2 separate regions of the Homo sapiens genome follow, and region 2 is linked to region 1. Evidence: chromatin contacts called from ENCODE Hi-C or POLR2A ChIA-PET data. All regions are on one chromosome and are shown on one strand. Each heading gives the region's core, a stretch centred on a gene start or an enhancer-like site at or near the end of the contact. The rest is flanking DNA. Distances are from core to core; before and after follow the strand shown.

Region 1 (5,761 bases), core at 25-2,524:
GGAGGAGCAGAGTCTTCTGAGCAGGCTGAGCTGAGGTCTAGGCTATTGGCCTTTCCTCACAGCTTGCCTTTCCCAGACCCTCAATTTTCATCTCTGTAAATTGGGCATAATAATAGTACCTTCCCAATGCGGCTGTTGGGAAGACATCACTGTGGGTTTTAATGCTAGACACTGACTAGTCCAAGGTCTCATTTGGACAAAGAATCTGGGACTGGGAGAGGAGCCGTAAGCAAAAGTGACAGGCCTGGAATCAGGGCTGGATCTGCTGCCTCCAAGAACAGTGTTCCTTTCTCACATCCAGCCCTGGTCCTGCCAGCGATTGGCTAGGAGGGTCTAAGACCTTTAATAATAAAGCTGGCAAATAGGAATGGCAGAGGCTAATCTTTGCAGTGACCCTCTGAGGAAGGGACAGCTGTAGTAATCCATATTTATTTTCCTGATAAGGAAACCAAAGCTCTGGCAGATTTTTTTTTTTTTTTTTTTTTTTTTTTAAGAAAAGTTCTCACTATGTTGCCCAGGCTGGAGTGCAGTGGCCCGATCATGGCTTACTACAGCCTCTGCCTCCCAGGCTCAAATGATCCTCCCCACCTCATCCTCCCGAGTAGCTGGAACCACAGGTACATGCCAACAAGCTCAGCTAATTTTTGTATTTTTTGTAGAGACAAGTTTTTGCCATATTGCCCAGGCTGGTCTCGAATTCCTGGGCTCAAGAGATCCACCTGCCTTGGCCTCCCAAAGTGCTGGGACTGCAAGCATGAGCCACTGCACCAGGCCAGGCCCAACAGATTTAAGTTTCCTGCCCAAGGCCATGCAGTTGGAACGTAGTGGAGCTGAGATGCAAATGCAGGTACATCCACCTCTATGTCTCACTTCCTCTGGCTCCCCTGTACCTCAGTTTCCCTATCTGGAAAATGACACCTGTTTCAGGTTCCCAGCTTAGATGACCCCGACTCCAGTAGAACTGTGCTGTTACATAAACTCTGGCTCGCCCAGGAGGGTGTCCTAGCTTTTGCATCTCCTGCCCCTCACACCACGGCGACTTGAGATTTTTACACAGACGAGAACTGTGTGTGGGGCGGTGAGCAAGTAAGTGCGTGTTTGCAACAAATATTTTATAATAGACAAGCCTCGTCTGCCACTTCTAAAAGTAGTGAAAAAAAAAAACCCACTTTGAGAAAGTAAAAATAACCCAACGCCTGAGTCACTGAAGTCACTGAACTCAGCTGGAACCGGCAGCTCCAAGCTGAACTGACTGCTTCAGCTCACCCAGGGCAGCAGGGCTGGGGCCAGAAATTTGACGGGGGGGCGATGAACACCTGAGCTTTTAGGGGGAAGTCCCAGTGGTTAGTTTGTGGGTGAAGCGCCTGTCGCTCTTCCTTTTATTTTAAGCTGCAGGATGAAATGGCTCCCTGAAACCCTCTATCTTCTTTTTCTTTTAAAAGTGACTTGACAATTGATAATTTTGCCCTGGCGATGGACACCTTAGAGCTTTTATTTCTTGGAGGCCAAACATTGATGTTGTGTGAAATGGGAGCTTGGCGGAGCCTTTGTGCGGATCTCAAGCTTCCTGAAAAATTTATTTACTGTGACTGTGATCCGCAGGAGCCAATTGATGTTTATCTATAGTCGTTCGCGCCAGCAAGGAGGGGAAAAATGCATAACTGCACTTTCTTCAGAAGCCTTGCGAGGCTGTTTAAATAAGTATCTAATAGTGAACTTTCAATAGCAGACAGGCAATTTGACGGACAGGGGACAGTGTATTATTAACCATAAGCAGGCTTAATCTTTCCCCCACATTTTAGAGGAAGCTTTATAACCTTCTGGCAGAGGAATTCCTGAAAACGAGGTATTTGAAGCTAAGCAAAAATTATCCTGGCCATTCCCGTGGCAGAATCGATCACTCCAAGAGCCGCATGAAGGAGGGGAACAGGCTGCGGCTGGGCCCGGTGTGAGCAGCCCTGGCCACCTCATTGTGGCGGAAGGGCCCGAGAAGTGGACGGGGACCGGGAGCGGGCAGAGGGAGGCAAGGGTCATGCTGGAAGCCTGGTTTTCCTGCCAGGTAAGTAACTTCTGCTGTTAACTGAGCTTGGGGACTGGGGTCAGAGACCTGTGTCTTCCCCCTGTGCCCCGGTTGCAACAGCACCTAGCTTTTGGCAGCATCCACCTTTTTTCTTTGAGACAGGGTCTTGCTCGGTTGCCCAGGCTAAGAGCAGTGGTGCAGTCCCAGCTCACTGCAGACTCAACCCCTTAGGCTCAAGGCATCCTCCCACCTCAACCTCCCCAGTATCTGGGACTACAGGCGTGTGCCACCATGTCTGGCTAATTTTTCTGGGCTGGGGGGAGATGGAGGTCTCACTGTTTGCCCAGGCTGGTCTCCTACTTCTGGGTTCAAGTGATCTTTCCATCTCAGCCTCCCAAACTGCTGAGATGACAGGCATGAGCCACTGCAGCTGGTGCATCCACCTTTTAAGCAATAGAAGTGATTTATGTGATACTGTTCAATGCATGTCTGTCTTGCTCATTGTGCCGGAAGTTTTGTGCAGCCTGGAGGCTGTCTTATTTAACCAGGGAGGCTCTCTTGATCTCTGGACGAAGGTAGACTGGCTTAGTTACAGAATTGTCCCCTGGCCCCCTACCTGGCTGTCATCACCTTGGGAGTAATGCAGCCTTCAGTGTCTGTCTCCTCCTATTTAGAGGGTCAGCCGCAAGCACCCAGGGACTTCACCTCAGTCTGCCCAGCACCAGATACCCCATAGCATCTCTTATGCTGTTTATTGAATGACTAGCCATGTGTTTTCCTGGGGTGGGAACAGCTGTGGTTAAGAGCATGAGGGTGGCCAGGCGCAGTGGCTCATGCCTGTAATCCTAGAACTTTGGGAGACAGAGGCAGGTAGATAATTTGAGCTCAGGGGTTCAAGGCCAGCCTGGGCAACATGGTAAAACCCCATCTCTACAAAAAATACAAAAATTAGCCAGGTGAGGTGGCGCACGTCTGTAGTCCCAGCTATTCTGGAGGCTGAGGTGGGAGGATTGCCTGAGCCCAGGAGGTTGAGGCTGCAGTGAGCTGTGATTGTACCACTGCACTCCAGTGTGGGCAAGAGAGTGAGACCCTATCTCAAAGAAAAAAAAATGGATGAAGGTTAGATACTCTTGGTATCAAATTCCTGTCTGTTACCCACTGTGTGTTCTTAGGCAAGTGGTCTGCCTTCTCTGAGTCTTTATTTCCTGGTCTAATGAGGTAAGGAGGGAAATGACTTCACCATTTTAAGTCTCAGTTTCCTCATTTGTAAAGTAAGCATAGCAGTGCTCCCCTCCTTGAGGGCTGCAGTGAGAGGTAGATGAGAGGGTGCAGGTGAAGGACTCAGTGTGTGAGTTATAGCTGTTCTTATTAAAATTGTATTGATCAATATTACCGTTACTACCATCACTACTTTTTCTCTCCATGAAATAAGCGAAACTCACAGCCTCCATTTTGTCTGCTTCAGACATTGTCAACCCTTTCAATGTCTCAAAGCCAGAATGAAGGAGCATGCTGGGTGCCATGTAGGGTCCGGAAATGCTGGGCCTGGAGTGAGTCCCTGCACATGGTGGTTGCTCTCATGCATCTGCTCCGTGCAGGAGCAGTGAGCTGGCCCTGGAGCTGAGTCCCCTTGTGCAAGTCCGAGCCTCCTCGAGCAAGGGCTCAGAGGCTGACAGGGTCAGCAGTGATGCTGGGACAAGAGAGAGTGCCAGGGGCTCAACAAGTGGCTCGTGGATGAGTGATGGTTCCAGGATTAAGTGTGCCACCGAGCCCCCCATCAGCAGGGAGAACCAAGAGCTGCCTGGTGCTCAGAGCAGTTATCACCAGAGTCTGGTCCGCATTCTTGCCAACAGCCTAGAGAGTACAAAATGGAGCCCTCCGGTGGGGGTGAGGGGAAATCAGACCTTGGAGGTCTCAAGTTCCCTACCTGCCTGGGCTGAGGTTCTTTGTCTGCCCCGGGCTGTTCTATCCCCTACCCCTCACATCCTTTCTTGCTCTCCCAGAAGCCAGTTGGGTTTACCCAAATTATCATCCCCATGGCCACCACAGAGCAGAGTGGGAGGCGGGGCCCTTTGCTGGGTGCTCCCCGTATGGAATCTTAGGAGCTTTTATCACTTACACCCATTTTCCAGAAGAGGAAACTGAGGCTCACAGAGGCAAAGTCACTTGCCCGAGGCCCCATAGCCATCCCGTGGTCCTGTCCCTCTTCTCTGATGCTTCACATCCCCGCTTCCCAGCTCAGTGGCACCTCCAGCCTCCTCTTTCCCTCCAGAAAGCAAGGCCAGCTCAGCCACGGGGTGGGTTTGTGAGTTGAGCTGGAATTGTTCAGGAGATCTGGCTTGAAGAAGTTAGTAGGCTGTAATCCCAACACTTTGGGAGGCCGAGGCAGGTGGATCACTTGAGGTCAGGAGTTAGAGACCAACCTGGCCAGCATGATGAAACTCCATCTCTACTAAAAATACAAAAATTAGCCAGGCATGGTGGTGGGCACCTGTAATCCCGGCTACTTGGGAGGCTGAGGCAGAGAATTGCTTGAACCCAGGAGGTGGAGGTTGCAGTGAGCCAAGATCACACCACTGCACTCCAGCCTGGGCAACAAAGCAGGGCTCCATCAAGAAAAAAAAAAGAAAAAGAAGAAGTTGGGAGGCAGCTAAGATCTTGGCTTCAGAAGGTGAGTCCCTGTTGTCAAGATAAAAAGGATTAAATCCTAAAAGCAGAGCCTTGCCAACACATCGGACAGAGCCCAGCACCCCCGAAAGTTCTGCACTGGGCATCCTTCCTGTTCCCTTCTCATGCCTCTGATGGGAGCTCTGGTCCAGATACACCCAGGAAGGTGACATGAGACCCTCAAATGTGTGTGTGTCACCTGAGACCACCAGGTGTGGCCTTGGAGTGAAAACCCATGTTGTTCTGGGCTCAGGTACTCAGATGCCTGTCTTGGGGTGACAAACCCCATCTCCCACTGCTTCCTGTTCAATTTTGGGAAGTGTTTTGGGAAATGACACACTGCTCACCTGCTTGTCCCCAAGCCCTCCATCTCCAGAGAGCAGGATGGGAAGTTGGGGAGGAAGCAGAGGAGCCAGGGTCTTTCTTTTTGGCTTTATTTATTAGCAACAAATACGAGAGCTTAGAGCAAGGCACCAGCAGCAGAGGGAGCCTAAAATGATATTAATCACAGCAGCAATAACTAATACATATTCATGTGCCTACCCGGGGCCAGATCTGGGGAGCTCCTAGATAACTAAAATGGGCTTCTGCTCTCAGGGGGGTCACTGGCGTGAGCAGACCACCCGTGACTGCACAAGACAGCGTTTTCTCACAGCAGCAGGTCCTGCTCGGCAAGCGAGGCGCTCAGAGTCAGGAGCCAGGGAGGATCCGCAAAGAGACTGCAGCGAGCAGGCAGGGGATCGGGGTGGCTGTTTTGTACCTGGGGCACAGCATTGGGCACCAGGAATGGCGTGGGCATTGGCACAGAGAACCCAGGCTCCAGGGCGTGTGAGTCGTTTTGCTGGGTTAGAGGTGAGCTTGGAGTGGTTGGTGGGTGTCAGATCAGACAAGGCCCCAAGGCCACCACATGGAGTTTGGACTTTTCCCCGAGGCTCAGAGTAAGGATTTGGGGAGTTTAGTTCTAAGAGCTACAGGAAGCCATTGAAGGGCGTAAGCTTGGGACAGTAGTGACAGGATCCACTTACCTTTTGCAAAGAAGTCTCAGGCCACCATGGAGAGGAGGGTCGTAGGGGT
Region 2 (6,067 bases), core at 1,733-4,232, 36 kb before region 1:
AAAACAAAAACAAAAACAAAAACAAAAAACAGATTCCTGGCTTTCTCTTCAGTGTGAGAGCTGGCGTCCCCGGGCCTGCATTTCACACAGGGCTGGGTTCTGGGGGTGTGGGTTTCCCATTTTGCAAAACCTCTGCTGAGCCCAGGCCTCCCTGTGCAGCTTTCAGTGTGGCCCTCATATAAGCGTGTGAGTTATAATAGCAACCTCACCCTAGGCATTAGCTGTGCCAACTTTGTGACTGGTGTGGAGGTGACTCTGCCTTCTCTGGCCTCAGTATAGCCATTCCAGATAATGGGCAGAATTTACATGACCTTTCAGCAATGAGAGCAGCTCAGAAGAGCTTTTTAAATTTTTTTAAATTTTATTTTTATTTATTTCTAGTTTAACAAGCACTTGCCAAGGGTGGCTTATGTGACTCTAAGTACTTTCTAAATACCATCATTTAGTGGTTTAATTCCCATCACAATTCTATGCTGTAGACATTCTTTTTTGAGATGGAGTCTCACTCTGTCACTGAGGCTGGAGTGCAGTGGTGTGATCTTGGCTCACGGCAGCCTCTGCCTCCCGGGTTCAAGAGATTCTCTCACATCAGCCTCCTGAGTAGCTAGGATTACAGGCGCACACCACCACGCCCGCCTAATTTTTGTATTTTTAGTAGAGACGAAGTTTCACCATGTTGGCCAGGCTGGTCTTGAACTCCTGACCTCAGGCGATCCACCTCCCTCAGCCTCCCAAAGTGCTGGGATTACAGGCATGAGCCACCACACCCGGCCCTAGACACTCTTAATATTCCCATTTTGCAGAGGAGGAAGCTGAGGCACAGAAAGGTTAAGTGACTTGTGCAAGGCCACACAGCAGAGCCAGGCAGTCTGACTCCACAGTCCATGTTCGTACGCTCTCCTGTCTCTTGTTATTTCTCTTTACTATGCAAAGCAGAGACTGTGTATCATTGGGACAGGGCTACTACATGTCCAGGTTCCCTCTTTTCTCCCCAGAAGCTGCTGTATGTGCAGATTGGCCTCATAAAGGTCTAATGTGATGATGGGTGGCTCTTGGTGGACCATGTTGTCTGGCAGGAGTCGGGGCCTGGGCCCAAATTACTGGGACAAGCATCAGGGATGTCAGAGTCCCAGAGGCCACCGTCAGAGCTGGTCACCATAGCAGCATACACTGGGGGACTAGGCCAATTTCCTGTCCTTCCTATCCTGGGGTAGCTGGACCCTGGGACCCTCGGGCCAGCAGCCTGGAAGTCGCAATGAGGCGGCCCCGGCCCTCGGAGGATATCCTCTTCAGCCTCTGCAAGCAAGGGGGTTGGTCCCACGGCCCTTGGCCTACTTTGTGAAATTCATCTCTGGAAAAAAATTATTCTCTGAGCAGAGCAGAGCATCTTGGCATATCACAGTGGGTGAGGCCTGCTGAGGCCGTCTGCCTCCCTGGAGGGGGCGAGGAGAGAAACCAAGGCCCAGCTCCTGCCTCCCGCCTGGCCCCCAAGGTGGGGCACCTGAGGAAGGCAGCCCCCCTTCCCCCAGCCCCCGGAGCTTGCCCGACTGCCCCAGCGGTCCCATCGGCGCACGTTTCCTGTCCCCTGCCCAGGATGGCACCCCTAGAAGGTTGGGGCTGGCCCAGCCTCCCTACAGGTAAGTAGGCTTGAGCCAGAGGATAATTTGTTTCTGTGGGATGTATTGATGAGCTGCCCTAATTAGGCACCTTGCTAATGAGAATCAAACCACTTCGCTGGGAGTCGGGCTGATCGCAGCCTAGCTCTGCCGTGAAGCAGCCATGGTCCTGAGCAGGCCACTTAGCTGCGTGGCTCTCAGTGTTATCTTCTGTAACATGGGGCTTCCTGCGTTCTTTCCCCTCCATAGCTAGATTGTTTGCTATGCCCCTGGAGACCTCGGGGGCTGTTGAGATCCGAGGCAAAAGGCGGAGGCCAATTGTGGCTTTCTTTGGGTGTTCTTGTCACTGGTGGACAGATCCATGGATGCGTTTCTCATGCCGGCCTCTTGGATGGATCTGTCAGGGAAGGAGGATGCTAGAGACGAGGACTGTTCTTAACATGTGTGACTGCATGTGTCTCTGTAAACGCAGCAGTCATTTGTTGCTGGGTAGCAAGCCACCCCAAACTTAGTGGACAGAAACAACTCTTGTATACCTGATTCTGTGGGCTGGAATTAGGACGGAGCCCAGTTGGTTCAGCTTGTCCCCACTCCATGATAGCTGTGGCTTCATCTGGGCAGATTCAACATTTGCGGGTAATTTGACAACTCCCACATCTGGCAATTGATGCTGGCTGTTGGCTGGAACCTCAGCTACCTGTGGGAACCCCAGTTTATGGCCTCTCTGCAGGGTCTCTCTGTGTGTTCTCCTTTGGGCTTCCTCACAGCATGGTGGCTGGGTTCCGAGAGGCAACATCCTGAGAGAGCCAGGTGGAAGTGCAGGTGTTTTCATGCTCTTGCCTTGCAAGTTGCTAGTATCACTTCCATCTACTCTGCTGATTGGGGCAGTAACAAAGGTGGGCCCAGGTTCAAAGGGAGGAGGACGTAGATCCCACCACTGGGTGGAAGGAGTGTCAAGGTCACCTTGCAGGAAGCCTTGGTGGCGAGGGATATTATGGCAGCCATCTTTAGAAAAGACAGTTGGCTACAGTGAGGGCGATGGTGGTGGTGATTCAGGTGACTCAGGCTGGTTGTGACAGGCTGTAAAGGGAGCCAGTGCGGCAGGAAGTGGCTGAGCAGGAGAGTAGATGTGACAGGAGGTTGTGTGAGGTGAGTTGGTGTGACAGGAAGTAGCCAAGTAGGGAGTGGGTGTGACAGGAGGATGTGTGGGGGACAGAGTGTAACAAGCGGTGGCCAAGCTGGAATGGTTGTGACAAGAGGTTGTGTGAGGGAATTCAGTGTGACAGGAGATTGTGTGGGGGAGTGTGACAGGAAGTGGCCAAGTAGGGAGTGAGTGTGACAGAAAATGGCCAAGCTGCAATGGTTGTGACGGGAGGTTGTGTGACGAGAGTGAGTATGACAGGAAATGGCCTGAGCTGCAGTGGGTGTGATAGGAAGTGGCCCAGTAGCAAGTAAGTGTGACAAGAAATTGTGTGGGGGAGTCAGTATGACAGGAAGTTACCAAGCTGGAGTGGATGTTACAGGAAGCTGTGTGAGGGCAATGGGTGTGGCAGGAGATTATGTGAGGGAAGTTAGTGGGACAGAGACGGCTATGTGAGTGGAGTGGAGTGGGTGTGACAGGAAGTGGCCACTGGAGATCTGGCTTTGTCTGCCATGATGGAAGTGGGCCTGCCAGTGACAGGGCCCTAGATGCTGACAGCACCACCTTTCCTTGCTTTCCAAGCTGCCCTCTTGAGGGCCTCAGGGTGACCAGGCCGATTCCAACGTGGGGACCCAGACCTCCTTACACGGGCCCCATCTTTCTCCCTGCCCTAGCCTCCACCATCTTCCTGTCTTCCTGTGGGCCCCTCGCTCCCCACTTCTGCCAGCAGCCTCCCCTTCTGCCAGAAAGAGTGACTCCCACCTCAACAGCCTGGAAGCACTCCAACTACCGTACTTTTCTTCAAATAAAAGCAGCTAATTAACATTATTCTTTAATTATTGCCTTTATCAACAAGGGGTCTGATTTCTACCAGCAGGATAGTTGCTTTCCCTTAAACTACCCAAGTGAATGCTTCAGTTCCTGGTGCTTTTGAAATGAATTTGATGTCATCTGCCCAGAGTCACTTAATGGGGACGCCTGGGTAATGACTGAACGCGCTAACTCCGTTAGCAGCCCTGGAAGCATGTAATTTGGCCCCTCAGGCAACAGCACTTTTGAAATCTCTGGATAGTTTTGAACTCTCTGTTCTTAATTAAATATGCAATTTTTCACGGTAACCAGGTTAATTCTTTTGTGTTGTGTTGTAATACTGTTAGGAATTTTCATAGTTCTTATTAAACATTATTCAGGCATTGTGAATTCCATAATTAAAAAAAATGAAAAGAACAAAGCTTGATTCACTCCTTTCTTTTCCCTGGCTAATTTATCAAATGAATTTTGCAAATTTTTCTTTCTGTCCCCAGACAGTGTGGCAAGTGTTTTAAAGGGGAAGGATTTAATTGCCCTGTAGGGATTGGCTGGTTATGAAGGATTTGGCTGTTTGATTAGTAAACCCAGTTGGGAATGGTCTAATGCTCCATGATCTTAAAAATTGTCTGATTGTACCCTCTCCAAGGAGGCCTCTCTCTTCGTTATGTAGAGCATCAACTTCACACAAGTGTGATTATTAGGTAGTGAGGAAAGGGAAGAGAGAAAGATCTGACTTTACTTTAAATTGGGGATCTTGGGAGATTTTTACCTCCATTTCCCTGGCTGGGGAGGAAGGGAGAACACTGAAGAGACACAGAGAGAGAGAGACAGAGAGAGAGAGAGAGAGACAGACAGACAGAGAGAGAGACAGAGAGGGAGCAATTCTCTCATCTCAGATACAGGAGAAGCTGGAGGGTGGCTGAAAGGGTGGGGCCCAAGGAGACGTTTTAGTGCACCCTTGCAGATAGTGGTGTTACAGGAAGGGGGTCCCGAGCGAGACCCCAAGATCTCACGCAAGAAAGAATTCAGGGAGAGACCGCAGTGCAAAGTAAAAGCAAGTTTATTAAGAAAGTAAAATGGTGAAAGAACAGCTACTCCATAGACAGAGTAGGACATTCCTGAAAATAAGAGGAGGAACACATCCACCCTAGGTACAATACTCATATATATGGGGAGATATGCTCTGTGACAAGGGTTTGTGATAAAGGATTAATTTTCTTAATTACTATATTTTGCAATAATCAATATTGTTATCTTTAAAGCAAAATTAGGAATCCCTTTGTTCTCCAAATATTGGGATATCTGGACACTCCCAAGTCTGGGTGTGTTTAGTAAACATTATTAATTTGTTCCCTTAACCGTAAACATCTAGAGGCTCGGAATGCTGAACTTTCTGAGGATGCAGCCCAGCAGGTACCAGCCTCATTTTCCAGCCCTCACTCAAAATGGAGTCGCTCTGGTTCAAATGTCTCTGACAGTGGCACCTGCCACACTGGTCAGCTGGAGGGGGCCCCTCTTTGCAGGGCTTCTCGGGGAGGTGGGAGGGGAGGAGGGCTACATTTCCATTCTGGAATTGGGCCCAGTCTCTGAAAAAATGTGCAGACTCCACACGGAGCAAACTGGGTAGAAATAACCATATCGCCCAAATGTTCTTGATAAGGCTAGGTGCCCCTGGCCCCAGCGAGGGGCTTCTTGGCAGAGATAGCCAGGCCAACTCCCAGTGAGGGGAGCAGGACTACTGCCTGATTCCTGGACCATTTTGTTTTCTATGAGGGCCCCATTGATGCCTCAGTTTCCCTCACCTTCCAAATGGGGCACGTGACTCTTCTGACTTTCCTAGGTCCCCCCACCCAGGGTCAGCTTTCTGTATCCTAGAGGTGGGGAGGTGGGAGATGAAGTGGGGGCAGGGTGGCAGGAGCCAGATCACCTTGAGGGCTATGGTGAGGAGGTGGGATTGTTTTCTAAAGATAGAGCCCCTTAGATATAGGAGGAGGGGAGGGTGATGTGGAAGGGGTGCTACCAAGGAGAAGGTGGTCGTGGGGGGTCCTCAGTCCTGGCTGGGATGCCGAGGGTGGGGGCAGTGAGGGAGGTGTTGGGGAGAGCATGGGCCCCTTTCTCCCCAGCTTACCCCTACCAGACTTAAGCCTGACTTCTGGGGAAGCCCCCTTCCCTGCCCCCGACCTTGGGATCCTGACTCACATGGTCTTTCCAGCAGGTCCAGGGCTCCATTTAGAATCACTCCCGGGAAATCATGGCAGGGAGGTGGCAGTGACTTCTGTTAGGTCTTGTGGCAGTGTCCTTTGTTGATTCTCTTGGTTAAAACCAAGAGTTTTGGACCCTGAACTCTGCTGTGAGAGATCTTTATTGAAACCGAATCATGACCCCACACCCTCTCCCCAACTGAAAAGCTTTCAGTGGCTCCCTATTGTTTATGGGACAAAGTCCAAACTTCTACCTTATGAGGCTGGTCGTGAGCACCTCCCCTCACCCTCATCCAATC

Evidence for each region. A loop is a pair of places that touch in the nucleus more often than their neighbours do. ChIA-PET counts read pairs that join two places held with the same protein, here RNA polymerase II (POLR2A). Pooled maps may share reads with other maps.
Region 2: a loop to region 1 is called in a pooled map, with 5 times the contacts of the local background. The contact joins two enhancer-like sites. A Hi-C loop is called at or near these places in 1 of 168 maps with a recorded cell type or tissue (OCI-LY7), 1 of 37 single-sample maps with no recorded cell type and 8 of 50 pooled maps. POLR2A ChIA-PET finds 5 or more read pairs at or near these places in 7 of 52 experiments (CD4-positive, alpha-beta T cell, CD4-positive, alpha-beta memory T cell, K562 and 4 more).

The regions. Positions count from the first base shown.
Region 1 is chr12:111,092,342-111,098,102 of GRCh38, forward strand. The region is part of intron 1 of CUX2 (cut like homeobox 2); the gene reads left to right. Among named protein-coding and RNA genes, the nearest start is that of CUX2, 61 kb to the left of the region's middle. Within about 2 kb of position 1,275, at least 2 of the 41 ENCODE cell types and tissues checked have a DNase peak (open chromatin) inside an H3K27ac peak, as active enhancers do; they include OCI-LY7, where a contact is called at or near this core.
Region 2 is chr12:111,054,154-111,060,220 of GRCh38, forward strand. The region is part of intron 1 of CUX2 (cut like homeobox 2); the gene reads left to right. Among named protein-coding and RNA genes, the nearest start is that of CUX2, 23 kb to the left of the region's middle. RefSeq lists an enhancer at 3,440-4,295. Within about 2 kb of position 2,983, at least 9 of the 41 ENCODE cell types and tissues checked have a DNase peak (open chromatin) inside an H3K27ac peak, as active enhancers do; they include OCI-LY7, where a contact is called at or near this core.